2 separate regions of the Homo sapiens genome follow, and region 2 is linked to region 1. Evidence: read pairs that join two places in POLR2A ChIA-PET (ENCODE). Cell type or tissue: K562. All regions are shown on one strand. Links, peaks and the distances in the headings refer to the core of each region. The heading gives the core; the rest is flanking DNA. Region 1 overlaps LAMC3 (laminin subunit gamma 3). Region 2 has its middle 32 kb from the start of LAMC3.

What was found. ChIA-PET counts read pairs that join two places held together with the same protein. Peaks named below come from ENCODE experiments on the same cell type or tissue, not always from the same donor. Only the 100,000 strongest peaks of a DNase experiment are listed, where the experiment ranks them.
Region 2: POLR2A ChIA-PET joins it to region 1 with 8 read pairs; 4 of 35 experiments call an interaction of 5 or more read pairs at or near these places.

What each region holds. Positions count from the first base shown.
Region 1 is chr9:131,028,990-131,032,989 of GRCh38, forward strand. It overlaps LAMC3 (laminin subunit gamma 3), which reads left to right. Exons shown (of 28, transcript NM_006059.4): 3 at 3,056-3,186. Among named protein-coding and RNA genes, the nearest start is that of LAMC3, 22 kb to the left of the region's middle. In K562, for the core only: no CTCF peak of the experiment used is centred there; DNase peaks (open chromatin) are centred at 156, 2,427, 2,532, 2,722 and 3 weaker places; H3K27me3 peaks cover 4,000 bases.
Region 2 is chr9:130,972,131-130,983,071 of GRCh38, forward strand. No RefSeq gene overlaps it. Among named protein-coding and RNA genes, the nearest start is that of LAMC3, 32 kb to the right of the region's middle. RefSeq lists an enhancer at 9,354-9,874. In K562, for the core only: no CTCF peak of the experiment used is centred there; DNase peaks (open chromatin) are centred at 4,268, 4,533, 5,868, 6,712 and 2 weaker places; H3K27me3 peaks cover 3,834 bases.

The sequences.
Region 1 (4,000 bases), core at 1-4,000:
GGCAGTGTAGACACGGCTGACCACCTGTGTGGCTGACCTGTCTCCAGCCCCTCCAGAGGTGAAGCCGATTCTGTGTGGCCCGAGGCCCCCACCGCAAATCACATCATCCGCATAGACTACCTAGTGTGGCCCAAGGGAAGACCCTCTTATCAGGAGGGACATCCAAGGATATGGAGGTCACTCCCCTGGATCCAGGGCAAAGGGCCAGGCCCCTCTTTGGGCAAGCCGAATCCTTTATCACACAGTACCACATCTCTAGACGTCCAGGCCCTGCTTGTCCCACTAAAATTGTACATGTCACCATGATTTTATTTAAAAATTACAATTTCTTCTCCACGGGGCTCCAAAGCTCTGTAGATTAGAAAACGTCACCCGAGGTCAGATGAAGACAGGCAGGGAGGGCCGGCCCCCGCTCCCACCTGCGTCTGTGCAGCCACCACCGTGGGGACACCCTTGGCTGTTGGAGGTTTTCTGTCTTGTTGCCTCTTGTGTTCTGGACACTGTCCCTGATGGAGAGATGACCTTTTGAGAAATATCTCCCCTGCTGCTTCTGGACAGAAACCAAGAGCAGAGCAGGACAAAGAGAGGCAAGTCTACCTTGCTCTTTTCTCCTCATGCTCCCTCTGGACACATTTAGGGGGCAGGTGCTTTCTCAGAGGACACAGAGCTTGGAAGGAAGGATGTGGCTGCTGGGTCTTGGGTCCCTCTGACCCCCAAGGAAGGGCCTAGGACTTTGGAGGAGAAGGTCGACCTGGCTGTTGCAGAGTAAGACCGCCAGAGTTGAGGGGCCGCCTGAGCACCCCTTGGACATAGAGCCCAAGCTGTCCACCTCCTGCTTCTCCTTAATGCCATGGCCTGAGTCCTGGGATCCATCTAAAATCAACTCCAGCACCCACTCATAGCTTAAGCTGGAGTTCCAGTGCCTGGGTTCAGTGGGGATTGCCCTAAAATGACTTTTTTTTTTTTTTTTTGAGACAGTTTCGCTCTGTCGCCCAGGCTGGAGTGCAGTGGCACGATCTTGGCTCACCGCAACCTCTGCCTCCCAGGTTCAAGCAATTCTCTTGCCTCAGCCTCCCAAGTAGCTGGGATTGCAGGTGTGTGCCACCACACTGGCTAATTTTTGTATTTTTAGTAGAGATGGGGTTTTGCCATGTTGTCCAGGCTGGTCTTGAACTCCTGGTCTCAAGGGATCTGCCCGCCTTGGCCTCCCAAAGTGCTGGCATTACAAGTGTGAGCCATCACACCAGGCCCTAAAATGACTTTTAAGGCATCAAGACAGTCCCCCTGCAATTGAGGCTAAGGCTGCTCTCTCCCAGCATCCATCCTATGTCTCAGAGATTTTGACCCCATTCCTTTGTGGTCATTGTCCTTGCAGACTGATGGATCAGGTCACAGGCCAGGAAGCAGAGGTGGGAGACCTTGGGCAGGTCATTGCTGTCTCTGGGCCCCACTGGCATGATAAGGGCTTTGGGATAGACACAGGAAGGCAGACCAGCCTCGTGGTTAAAGCTGGGACCCTGGGATCAGATAGACCAGAATCCCAGCTCTGCCATGCACTGGCTGTGCAACTTGGAACAGAAGGGTTACCCTCTCTGAGCTTCAGTCTCCTCATCTTTAAATGGGGTTAATAACAATACCTACTTCAGGGTTACCGTGAGGCCCGAGCCCTAACCATACAATATGTGTCAGTAGCCGCCGCACCTCCTGGCTCTGGTATCCAGTTGGTTTGAGTTCTCCAGGTGGCACTTTTTTCTGGAGAAGGAATCGCCACAGCGCGTTCAGCTCTGGACTGCGGGACTTCCCCACCCCAGGCCTCAGCTCCTTGTCCAGTAGCCGGCCCAGCAGCATCAGTACCTGGGCACTTGTGAGAAACGCAAGCTCCCCAGCTCCACCGCTGACCCCTGAATCAGAAGCTGCACTTTAACCAGATCCCTGAATGCACGCTGAGCTTTGGGAAGTGCATCCTGGGGTGATCCAGGCCTGCAAACTCAAGCACAAGCTTAGCTTGGTGCAGAGGCTCCCACTTTAGTGTTTGGGTGCTGGACCCCTCTCCCTGGCCAAGGCATCCTCTGGCAGAGGCCCTGGGTCCCCGGCAGTAGCTCCGGTTGCCGAGCTCTCGGGGAGCAGGAGGGCCGTCGGCCTGAGTCACGCTGGGGCAAAAAGATGGCCTGCCAGGAGCTCATTTTCTGCACTGATGGGCCTGATTGCTAAAGCAGGGGCTCCTGGGCGGAATCAAAACGCTGATTAATATTCAGCTGGAGCTGCTGCTGCTGCTCACAGCAGGCAGGTGAAAATGTCAGTCTTCACGTGGGTTTTCCCCGACTTCCCCTCCACGCTCTTCCATGGGGAAGCTGCTCATTCAGGGATCAGCAGGTATTTATCGAGTGCCTGCTAGGGCCAGGCAGAGCCCAGGGCCAGGGAAACAGTGAGAACAAGGGGCCACAAGTCCCTGCTCTCGTGGAAGAGATGTCACCTGAGGCAGGTGACCTGTCCACAGGAGCCTGACCCTCAGCATGTGAGGAGCCAAGAAACCCGGGGCCAGCTGCATGCCAGGCCCCACTGAGCAGGGGAGAAGGTTGCGGGGGCACACCGTCCCCCAGCTGTATCCCTGGAATGAGGTGCAGGAGCTGCTGGGAAAAGCCAGGTGACCTGCACAACCGGGTCTTCAGTGGGCTGCTTTGACCCCTGCCCGCCCAAACCTCAGCTGCTTCCTGACCACGGGCCCGACCTCACAGCCAGCACTGATACTTGCTACCCTCCCCCAGACATGTTTGTAGGGGAGGTGCTATTTTTGTTCCAATTCACAGATGGGAAAATGGAGGCTCTAAGACACTGAATGCAGTTGCACTAATCAGTAGCCTAGCACCCAGGTTGGGGTGACCCCCAAAGCACAGCCTCCTTATTTCTGCAGTGTTCTCAGAATTGGCCTGAGCTCGGCCTGTTCCTGTGTCCCAGGAGCTCCCGGGGCAGCCAGCTGGATCTGCCAGCAGAGCGATGGGGGTAAATACTAAATACTCAGGAACCTGCTGATGGCACCCTCTCCCCTCTGCCCCAGGAGTGGGTCACCAGCACCGAACTCCTCATCTCTCTAGACCGGCTCAACACGTTTGGGGACGACATCTTCAAGGACCCCAAGGTGCTCCAGTCCTACTATTATGCCGTGTCCGACTTCTCTGTGGGCGGCAGGTAGGAGGGAGGAGGGAGGCAGGGTGGCAGGGCTCCAGGACCCAAACCCGAGAGCGGAAGGTGGCTGCTGTGGGGTGGGGGGTGGGGGGGCACAGAAGCCAGGTGTGCCCCAGGGGAGAGGGAGGGAGCACCTGCCATTCGAGGCCCTGGGGGTCCACACCCAGCCCACCTCCTGCCGGGTCCCCTGCATCAGCTGATTTGCCATGTGCCAGACACTGGGTCTTGGTTCCCATTGTCCCCTCAGCCTGGAGGTTCCTTCCTTCCTCCCTCCCTCCCTCCCTTCCTCCCTTCGCTCTCGCTCTCTTTCTCTCGCTCTCGCTCTCTCTCACTCGCTCTCTCTCTCTTGCTCTCTCTCGCTGTCTCTCTCTCTTGCTCTCTCTCGCTCTCTCTCTTGCTCTCTCTCGCTTGCTCTCTTTCTCACTCGCTTTCTCTCTCTCTCTCTCTCTCTCACTCTCTCTTGCTCTCTCGCTCTCACTCACTCTCTCTCACTCTCTCTCGCTCTCTCTCTCTCTGAAGGAGTTTCGCTCTTGTTGCCCAGGCTGGAGTGCAGTGGTGCAATCTCAGCTCACTGCAACCTCTGCCTCCCAGGTTCAAGGTATTCACCTGTCTCAGCCTCCCAAGTAGCTGGGATTACAGGCATGCGCCACCACGCCCGGCTAATTTTGTATTTTTAGTAGAGATGGGGTTTCTCCATGTTGGTCAGGCTGGTCTTGAACTCCCAGCCTCAGGTGATCTGCCCGCCTTGGCCTCCCAAAGTGCTGGGATTACAGGCATGAGCCACGGCCCCCTTCCCCTTTCTAGTATAGGGGTGTTA
Region 2 (10,941 bases), core at 3,009-7,008, 54 kb before region 1:
CTCTGTGTGTCTCTGTCTCTGTGGTCTTTATGTGTCTCTCTCTGTGGTCTGTGTCTCTCCATGTGTCTCTGTCTCTGTGGTCTGTGTCTCTCTGTGTGTCTCTGTTGTGAAGCTCTGTATTTATCTGTCTCTGTGTCTGCTTCTGTTTCTCTCCTTCCCTCTTTCTCTGTGTGTCTGCCTGTGTCTCTCTGCGCCCTCTGTCTCTGTGCTGTGACTCTGTGTCTCTGTCCCCTCTGTCTCTGTGCTGTGACTCTGTGTCTCTGTCCCCTCTGTCTCTGTGCTGTGTCTCTGTGTCTTTCTGCTCCCACTGTCTCTGTGTCTCTCTGCCCCCTCTGTCTCTGTGTCTCTGTCCCCTCTGTCTCTGTGCTGTGTCTCTGTGTCTCTCTGCCCCCTCTGTCTCTGTGCTCTGTCTGTGTCTCTGTCCCTCTGTCTCTGTGTCTCTCTGCTCCCTCTGTCTCTGTGCTCTGTCTCTGTCCCTCTGTCTCTGTGTCTCTGTCCCTCTGTCTCTGTGTCTCTGTCCCTCTGTCTGTCTCTGCTGTTATCTCTGTATTGCTCCAGGTCTCTCTGATCTCTCCCTCTCTCCTTCCCTTCAGTGGAATCGATCTCCGAGCTTATTAAGCCCCATTCTTTCTCAGAACATTTGCCTTTGAAATCTCAGCAGATGGGCTGGGGCCTTGGCTGGTACCTCAGGCTGCCCCAGCCACACAGCCCACTGAGGGCCCAACCAGAGGAGGCTACCCAGTTATGCCCACTTCCCATTCGTGAGATGCCAGCCCTGCCTTCTCTGACGTCTCTGCCAGCCTCTGGGACAGCGACCAGCAGTAAGTGGGTCCTGCCTTTGCAGTAGGAGGAGATGGTGTGAGGGAACAGTCACCAAGGGTCACTGAGCCCACCCCCAGCAGCCAGGGCCCTGTGTGCTATTTGCCCAGGCCTAAACTCCCTTGTGGCTGTGCTGTGTGGAAGGGATTAACCTGGTTCTGTGGGCACCCAGAGGGTAAACTAAGGCAATCGAGCACCAGGTCCATGGAGGCGAACACAGGGTGACCTTTCTCTGCAGGTGCAGCCGTCCACCTGCAGGTGAGCTCTGCTCCCTGCCTCCCGCAGCCTGGCCCCAGACTCCCAAATACCCTCCGGCTGTTTAAATGACCCTCCAGCAGACCTCGGAGGCTGGGGCGTAACGGTCGCCATCATTGTCTGTTTGGGTGGCCCCTGAGCAACTCAAAGTCTCCGGCTCCACCTTCTAGAGCCAAGGACAGGTGGTGGGCTGAGCAGGGCTGGGTATGGACCCTGCCACCTCCCGGGTGGGACAGGAGGGCCAGAGCAGAATGCTTCCCTTCCCTGATCCACGTCCGCCTCTAGCTGTAAGACAAAGCCCAGACTCCATCCTAGGGGCTGCCGGTGCCCACCCCTCCAGCCGGTGCCACACTCCCCTGTCCCCCTGGGTACCAGCCACCCTGGTCTTCTTCAGCTCACTGAACACAAACGCCCTGCCTCTGTCTTTCGTCCCGGGCTTTGCGCAAGCTGCTCCCTCTGCCTGGAACACCCCCCTCTGCCTTGTATCGCAGCTCACCCCGGTTCAATCCTCAGGGCCAGTCTTCTCTGACCGCCGGCCTCCTGCCCCAGCTGTCATGGGTGCCTCTCAGTGCACAGCCTGTACCTCCCATCACAGCTCATGGCACGAAACGGTCCTCTTGCTAGTCTGCCCCTGTGGGCGGTGGTGGCTGGAGTTGCGTCTGCATGCTGCCTGGTAGTGTTCCCCTCCCCCTGCCTCCGGCTGGCCCCGAGTGGGTACCCGTTGATGAAGAGGTGAAAATGTTCCCAAAGCTCATCACAGGGGGTTCTGGGGGATCCGCCAAGGGAGCTGCAATTCTTTTCTGAGCCGTGCAGTCACCTGCAGCCTCACAGTTGATCTCATGGTCATCCCTGCGCAGCTCTGTCCCCGGAGGAGGCAGTAAGTGGGGCCACAGAGGACAGACCTGATTCCCAGTGTCTCTAGGAGCCTCTGCCAGGCGGGAGGCACACAGAACTCCCCGGGGGCCGTGGGAATGAGGCCGATGCGACGCCTACCCAGGTGCAATCCCCACCCAGGCCATGGACCCTGCAATTCTGGCTGCTCCCCACACCTTCCCAATCCCTCTCATTCCTCTCCAACCTCAGGGACTTCTGCTCATCCATAGCTAATGACGGCAAGAGGATCACAGGCTTGGAAACACGGCAAGGAGTTCAATAGAAAAATGAGCACCAGGCTGGGTGCAGTGGCTCACGCCTGTAATCCCAACACTTTGGGAGGCTGAGGTGGGTGGATCACTTGAGGTCAGGAGTTCGAGACCAGTCTGGCCAACACGGTGAAACCCTGTCTCTACTAAAAATACAAAAAATTAGCTGGGCTTGGTGGTGGGTGCCTGTAATCCCAGCTACTCGGGAGCTGAGGCAGGAGAATCGCTTGAACCCGGGATGCAGAGGTTGCAGTGAGCCGAGATTGTGCCACTGCACTCCAGCCTGGGCAACAGAGGGAGACTCTGTCCACCTCAGGTGAGCTCTGCTCAAAAAAAAAAAAAAGAAAGAAAGAAAGAAAAACAAGCAACAGGGGTCTGGAAGCACCAAGCCCCTCCCTGAGCTCAGGGAGAAGACAGAATGGTCACCAAATGGCCCATCAATTTATCTCCCCCCAGATACCACTGTTCAGCGCCCCTGCCCAGCTCCAGACAGCCTGGTAGGACACCTGGGACTTTTCCCTAGGTGAGGTCACCATCTGCGGTGGGGACAACCTTTAATGACGTCACACCTGCAGCAGGTACCTCCACCCTGAGAGTGCATACAGGTGAGTGGCTTTTACAGATGTGAAAGTCTCCATCGTCAATGCCCCTCAGGTCCTTCTGACTGTGTGAGAGAAAGTCTCCACTGAGAGCTAACCTGTATTTCAGAACACTTGCCCACTGCTGGAGGGGGCGTAAATTAGTTCAGCTATTATGGAAAGCAGTGTAGGAAGACCTCAAAGAACCTAAAACAGAATTACAGTTCGACTCAGCAATCCCATTATTGGGTATATACCCAAAGGAATATAAATCATTCTACCATAAAGATGCATGCATGTACATGTTCATTACATCACTATTCACACAAGCAAAGACATAGATTTAACCACGATGCCCATCAATAGTGGACCGGATAAAGAAAACGTGGTACATATACACCACAGAATACTATGCAGCCATGAAAAAGAACAAGGTCATGTCCTTTGCAGCAACATGGATTGAGCTGGTGGCCATTATCCTAAGCAAACTAAGTGCAGGGACAGAAAACCAAATACCGTGTATTCTCACTTGTAAGTGGGAGCTAAACAACAAGAATACATGGACATAAGGAGGGGAACAACACACACGGGGGCCTACTCAAGGGTGGGGATTGGGAGGAGGGAAAGGATTAAAAAATACCTACTGGGTACTATGCTTATTACTGGGGTGATCAAACTGTCGGTACACCAAACCCCCGTGACACGCAGTTTATCCATATAACAAACCTGCACATGTACCCTTGAATCTAAAATAAGTTTTTTTAAAAAAAGCTAACTCGTTTTTAATTAATTAATTAATTATTTGAGATGGGGTCTCATTCTGTTGCCTAGGCTGGAGTGCTGTGACACGATCTCGGCTCACTGCAACCTCCGCCTCCCAGGTTCAAGTGATTCTCCTGCCTCAGCCTCTTGAGTAGCTGGGACTATAGGCACGTGCCACCATGCCCTGCTAAATTTCTATTTTTAGTAGAGACGGGGTTTAGCCATGTTGGCCAGGCTGGTCTCGAACTCCTGACCTCAGGTGATCTGCCCACCTTGGCCTCTCTAAATGCTGGGATTACAGGCGTAAGCCACCGCACCTGGCCTAATTTAATTTTATAGTGACCAATGGCCCGTGACACAGCCCTCAGGAGATCCTGAGAACATGTGCCCTCCAACTCATGTTTTAACACCTTGAATCTCAGGGTCAGCAGTCCCTGCCTGGGTGTGCAGGTCCACAGGGCAGGGCTGGGAGGCCAAGGTCATGACCGTAACAGCTGAAGACTCTGGACATGGACTCTGAATCCTCATGGCAGCTCTTGGAGGTGGGCATCATTTTATGCCCATTCTGCAGAGGAGAAAACAGAGGCTTCCACCAAGATGTTCAGTGACTCTCCAAGGTCACACAGCTAGCAGGAGGGACTGGAACGGGGTCTCTCTGGCTCCAAAGCTCACGGTCTTTCTGACGGGTGACACTGCACCATTGTGGGGTCCACGCTCCAGGGCTTGAGGCCTGACTCTTAGGAATGAGTGACTCTGTGTATGAACCTCAGAGAGCACAGACCCTAAGCACAGGGATCTCAGGTGCAGCCAGGCCTGTGAGCAGGACGGACAGTGAATTCACACACGGTGCCGCCCTCTGAAGGGCAGTGGCTTATCCATGAGAGGTCATCACCTGGGTGCAGTTCCCTGAGGGGTGGCTGGGTCTGTGTCCTGGACAGAGAAATTCAAATACATTTTCCCTGACTCATGGCCACTCATGGTATCAAGCAATGTAAAGCCTTCATTTACTCACTCACTCATTCATTCTGTGAATACAGTTGTCCCTGGATATCGATGTGGGATTGGTTCCAGGACCCCTGTGGATACCAAAATCCACGGATACTCTAGGCTCTTCTACAAAATGGCATAGCATTTGCACATAACCTACACACATCCTCCCGTGTACTTTAAATCATCTGTAGATTACTTATAATACCTAATGCAATGTAAGTGCTATGTAAATAGTTGTTACATTGTATTGTTTAGGGGAATAATGACAAGAAAAAAGTCTCTACATATTCAGTACAGGTACAAACCTTTTTAAAAAATATTTTCAATCCGAGGTTGGTTGAATCCACAGATGCAGAACCCATGGATATGAAGGGCCGACTGTATTCACTGAAGACCTCCTTTGGGCCAGGTGCTGGGCGAGGCCCCTGGGATACAAAATAATAAGGCAAATCCCCCGGCATGAGGCTGCTGTCCTAGTGGGAGAGATGAGCCTTGAACAGGGAAATAACAGCAAGCTTAACACACGAGGGCTGGGGCTGGTCAGGGGCTGCAGCATCTGGGGCAGGTGTGAGGGGAGGCGGGGTTCACACGCACACACAGGCATGCATGCATGCGCACATACATGCACACGCGCGCGCACACACACACACACACACACACACACACACACACAGAGTTCGTGGCTGGACCCCCGCGGCAGTAGCCTCTTAGGTGTCTGAGATGAGGTCCGAAGCTGAGGTGTGAATGAGCTGGGCTAAAATTGCAGGGAAGAGTGTTCCGGGCAGCAGGAACAGCCTTGCGAGGCCTGCAACAGAATGAGCACGGTGTCTGAGGGACTGAAAGAGCCAGTGTGGCTGGAGCATCTGGCCCAAAATGAAGAGTGCTGCGAGTGAGGTGGAGAGGCCCGCGGCGGCCAAAGCAGGCGGACCTGGCGAGCCACGCCAGGGCTCTTTCACCAGGGGCGCTTCGGAGCCAGCAACAGGCGTTGGACAGGAGACGGTGTAAGCCGACGCACATTTGGGAAAGATGGACTGGCTCCTGGATGGACAGTGGATTTGTAGGGAGTAGTGGAGGGAGGAGGAGTCCTCGGAAAGACCAGGGCAGCCACCCCAAGGCCCGGAGGTGTGAGGCTGAGCGCACGGGGGAGAGCAGAGGGCTCTGGGAGAGGCCTAGGTGTCGCTTGAGGGGACGTGTTGACAGATTGGCCTTTTGAAAAAGTCAGCTGGCCCCAGGGATGGAAGGAAGCTGGTGCCAGGAGGTGGTATAGGGGCTGGGTCCAACTCTGGCAGCCTGAGCTGGGTGAAGAGACTTGCCCTGTGTCCCAGCTGCCCCATTTCCAAGCAGCATGACCTCAGAAAGGTCGCTTTGCGCGTCTGGCCCTGACTGTGTGCTTATCTGTTAAATGCTCGATCGGCACGAGAGGATGGGTAACAACCCCCGAATCTCACGGCCTGGAAAGCGCAAGTTTGTTCTTCTCTCACACGGTACACCCATCCCCCACGGGCTCTGGAAACCAGGCTGACAGGAGCCAGAACACGTGGAGGGAGAGCCAGGGGTTCCCACATTTTTTTTTTTTTTTTTTGAAACAGAGTCTCACTCTGTAGCCCAGGCTGGAGTGCAGCGGTACCATCTCAGCTCACTGCAACCTCCGCCTCCTGAGTTAAAGCAATTCTCCTGCCTCAGCCTCCCGAGTAGCTGGGACTACAGGCAGGTGCCACCACGCCCGGCTAATTTTTTGTATTTTTGGTAGAGATGGGATTTCACCGTGTTAGCCCGGAGGGTCTCGATCTCCTGACCTCGTGATCCACCCGCCTCGGCCTCCCAAAGTGCTGGGATTACAGGCATGAGCCACCGCACCCAGCTAATTGGTTCCCACACCTGAACGCAGCCCACATCCCTCCCTGTCTGGATTCCTTGGCTGGAGGGAGCCATAGGGCCACACCTCACTCCAAGGGGGACAGGCAGCGAGAGCCACCGGACATGGGTTCAGTGACGTCCACTTCACAGGGTGCTGTGCAGAGTGCGGTCAGTGAGGTGCTGCGGGAAGAGATGACTGTGCAGAGTTGATGCTCGGTACAGGGCAGAAAGGATGATCCCAGGAACGCATCGCTGGACCCGCCTCCCCTTCCTGGACATCTCCCCAAAGGGGAGTGTGATCTGAGTCCGTGTTCCCCAAACCTCCATCACCTGCCAGACCCATGGGCCAATAAGAATCAGTCACAGAGGCTGGGCGCGGTGGCTCACGCCTGTAATCCCAGCACTTTGGGAGGCCAAGGCGGGCGGATCACGAGGTCAGGAGATCGAGACCATCCTGGCTAACACAGTGAAACCCCGTCTCTACTAAAAATACAAAAAATTAGCCGGGCGTGGTGGCGGGTGCCTGTAGTCTCAGCTACTCGGGAGGCTGAGGCAGGAGAATGGTGTGTACCTGGTAGGCGGAGCTTGCAGTGAGCTGAGATCGTGCCACTGCACTCCAACCTGGGTGACAAAGCGAGACTCCGTCTCAAAAAAAAAAAAAAAAAAAAAAAAGAATCAGTCACAGAATGGTTTTGTTTTATTTTATTATCTTATTTTATTTTGTTTTGTCTTGTTTTGTTTTATTTTTTGAGACCGAGTCTTACTCCATCACCCAGGCTGGAGTACAATGGCATGTTCTCCGCTCACTGCAACCTCTGCTTCCCGGGTTCAAGTGATCCTCATTCCTCAGCCTCCTGAGGAGCTGGGATTACAGGCGTGTGCCACCACGCCCGGCCAATTTTTGTATTTTTAGTAGAGTTGAGGTTTCACCATGTTGACCAGGCTGGTCTTGAACTCCTGACCTCAAGTGATCTACCCGCTTCAGCCTCCCAAATTGCTGGGATTACAGGCTTGAGCCGCTGTGCCCAGCCAGAATCGTTTTCTTTAAATCAACTCACTTTTTGTTTAGCATTTGTTTGTGGTGTCACCGAAAGAGAAGGGCCCTAATTCAGGAATGTCTAATTGTTCCTCTGTGCACAGGGACTTCTCCGAGTTTGCAGAGCCAAGCGTGTATATATCTAAGGCTGCCCCCATGTTACTCCAGCCCAGAGTCCCACTGCATAAATAATACATGAGACGCGCTGTCTATATTTTCCATGGCGAGGCTGTGGATTAGAGCATGATACGATACATGGTATAATAAAAGCAGACGATCTATGCTGGTGTCATTTCAGCGCCTAGAACATGGCTCTTCGCTTCCAAGCAGAGAGCAGGGATTGGAGAGGAAGGGCAGGCTCTGAGTGAGGACAGAGAGCTGGCCCTGGCGGGGCAGGCTGGGGCAGTGGGAAACGTCCCAAGTGGTCAGAGCTAGGTTTGAACCCTGGCTCTGCCACTTGCGAGGTGTGTGACTTGCAAGTCAAGTACGAGGAGGACCTTTGGTGTCCCTGCCAGGTCCCCCTTGAGTCCCCTCTGTGAGCACTGCCTCCGTTCCGCCAGCATCTCAAGGCTTGGCTTTGCAGCCATTGACTGGTGCCGGGTGCAAAAGCCCAGCTCCTGGCCTTGGGATGAGGCAAAGCTGAGGGTGCACTCTATGCTCCAGTGCACCTCGTGGGAGCAGGCTGAGCTCAGCCCTCTCTTAAACCCACCCTATTGCTGTCTCCCTCTTCCCTTTCCTGCCTCCCTCACTCCTTACCAGCTTCTCCTTCGAGCTCTTCTTTCATGAAATCGCTTGCCCTGAAATCCTAGACTAGGGTCTCCTCCTGGAAATACCCCTCTAAATAGCAAGGGACTTCGCCCCTGTGCGCCTCACTTATCTCATCTGTGAAATGGATATAACATTCCCTCCAGCATGCAGTTGGCACAAAGGGCCTCAGCATAGGGCCGTGCACATATCAACTGCCTAAGAAACGAATCTCTTCTGATTCATATGCAACACACAGGAACCTTGTCATGGTGCTGCTGAGGAATGAAGCATTGCCCCTGGGCAGCGGGGGGTGTCCTGGGAGCCCTGCACAGTGGTACGGAGGAAGCAGCTTTAGAAAACATATGTAGCCCCTCCCGGGCCCATCCACCTGCTCCTCATTAGAGACGTTCTCATCCTTAGCTCTCAGCGTACAGCACAGCCCCCTCGACGGTCAAGCAGGGTTGGTGCTTTGGGGGACAGTCAGTTACGAGACCAGGTTTGGCCTCTCACGTCGTCACTTCCTCAAGATGCGGCCTAGGTACGCGGGGGCCTGGGTTAGAGCACGTGGATGTTTGACTGCAAAGTCATGTCTATTACGGGGGGGTGGGCGTGCAGATGGGGGTCTCTTCACAGAGAAGGCAGAGCCGATAGGCTGGCAGAGCAAAGAATGTTGAGCAGAGGCAACCTGGACCCTCCTGCCCATCCTGGGCCACCCACCTCTCGGGCCACATCCTTAAAAGAGAAGCAACTTGAATGAATAATGGATCAATGGCGGACGTGCTCTTGCCTGAGAGCGGGCAGGGCAAGCTTCTCTTCTGTATCCTTTTGAGTACAAGGGAGATGATTTTGCAATTCTGCAAGCCACTTAAAAAAAGAAAAGGAAAGAGAAAAAAAGAGGAAGCTGCCCTGCCCTCCCGACCACTGCCCACAGTTCTTTGGGTGAAGGTCTTGGTTAAGCTGGGGCTAGACCTCCCCACCCCAGGCATGGTAATGGCAACACCATCCATTTGGATGGGGGCATCCGCTAGAGCTAAGGGCTTTGCAGCAATACATCATTTAACCAATCCAGAAGGTTGCAATTATCTTCCCATTACTGATGAGGAAAAGGAAGTGACCACCTGGGAAGCAGAGGAGACTCATGGCCTCCCCCGGCTGAGCTCTAACCACCGAACCATCAGGCCCACCTCGCAGGAGCCTCTCCCACTTCCCCTCAGGGCCACAGATCCACTGGGTCCTTGCAAGAGCTGTCCCTGGCCTGGGATGGGGTTTGTAACCTGAGGACTTTCCCCATGGGGTACAGGTGTGGGGGAGACCCCTTCCCCTGCTGCACCCCAGGGGCCTGGCTTCCCCAGCACCCCCTACCTCACTCAGCCACGTCTCAAACCTGGGATTGAGGTTTCCTGCAGAAAAGAATCCTCAAAGCTGCCTTTGGTCCTTATTAAGTCAGCAACCCCCCTCCATGGAAGGAGGGTGCTGGGTAAGTTCCCTGCTCCTCTCCCGCCCTCTCCTCACCGCACCTTTCATCACAGGGAAAAATCCCAGGAGGGCCAGCGTCAGCTCAGCCTGAGTTACCAAGACAACGGCCTCTGCCCACTCGCCATGCGGCTTCTCCACCTCCCTGCGGCCCCCGCCCTCCACTCAGGGCCAGCGAGGCTCAGGCAGGTGCCCCCGCCACGGGGCTGTCAGCCTGGGTTGCAGGCCATGGCTTTCATCTGTGAGACTCTGCCTTCGAAGTGGATTGCATTCTCTCAGGTTCCAGGTGGTGAGATAATTGAGGAGGGAGTGACGAGGAGATGGAATGGAATCGTCTCCACTGTGGAAAAAGCTCTTGTCACGCTGCCTCCTCCTGCCGCCTGGTCTGGCCAAGCCCATTGTGGGCGACCAGGGCCCTGGGGAAGGACAGCACAGGGACCAAGACCAGGAGGCTGAGGAGTGAGACTGGCTGGGTACAAAGCCCAGCTCCACTGTTCTTAAGCTGTGTGACTTTGGGCAGGTTACTGGATCTCTCGGAGCCCTGGTACTGAATGGATGCTGATTACTGTCTCATGCGGCTGTTGCATTGGTGAAATAAGAGAGTGTGTGGGGCCGGGCACGGTGGCTCATGCCTGTAATCCCAGCACTTTGGGAGGCCAAGGTGGGTGGATCACCCGAGGTCAGGAGCTTGAGACCAGCCTGGCCAACACGGTGAAACATCATCTCTACTAAAAATACAAAAAATTAGCTGGGTGTGGTGGCGGGTGCCTGTAATCCCAGCTACTCATGAGGGTGAGGCAGGAGAATCGTCTGAACCCGGGAGGCAGAGGTTGCGGTGAGCCCAGGTCGCGCCATTGCACTCCAGCCTGGGCGACAAGAGCGAGACTTCGTCTCAAAAAAGAAAAAAAAAAAGAGTGTGTGGACAGCCTGGAGGCTGGCACCTAGGAAACACTCAGTACATAAACTGCCTGCCCTGGCCCCAGCCTCCTTTGGGCGGAGCTCAGGAGGACGCCACCGCGGAGAAGGGGACTGACATTTACGAGGAGCTCCCCGAGCACCAGGCCCCGCTTAGTGCTCACACCTGCGCTGCCCAGGAGGGCACGTGAAGGCCCTGTCCATGGTTTGTTCGTTTCATGGGTGACACTAGAGGGAGGAGCACCTTGCCAACATTGCTGGGTAGGTAAGGCCAGGCGGCTGCCTCCTCCACCAGGCCTGTGTGATCCTGAAGCCCAGGCTCTTCCGCATAGCCGGCCTTCTTGGAGACATCGCTTGGTTTCTGCAG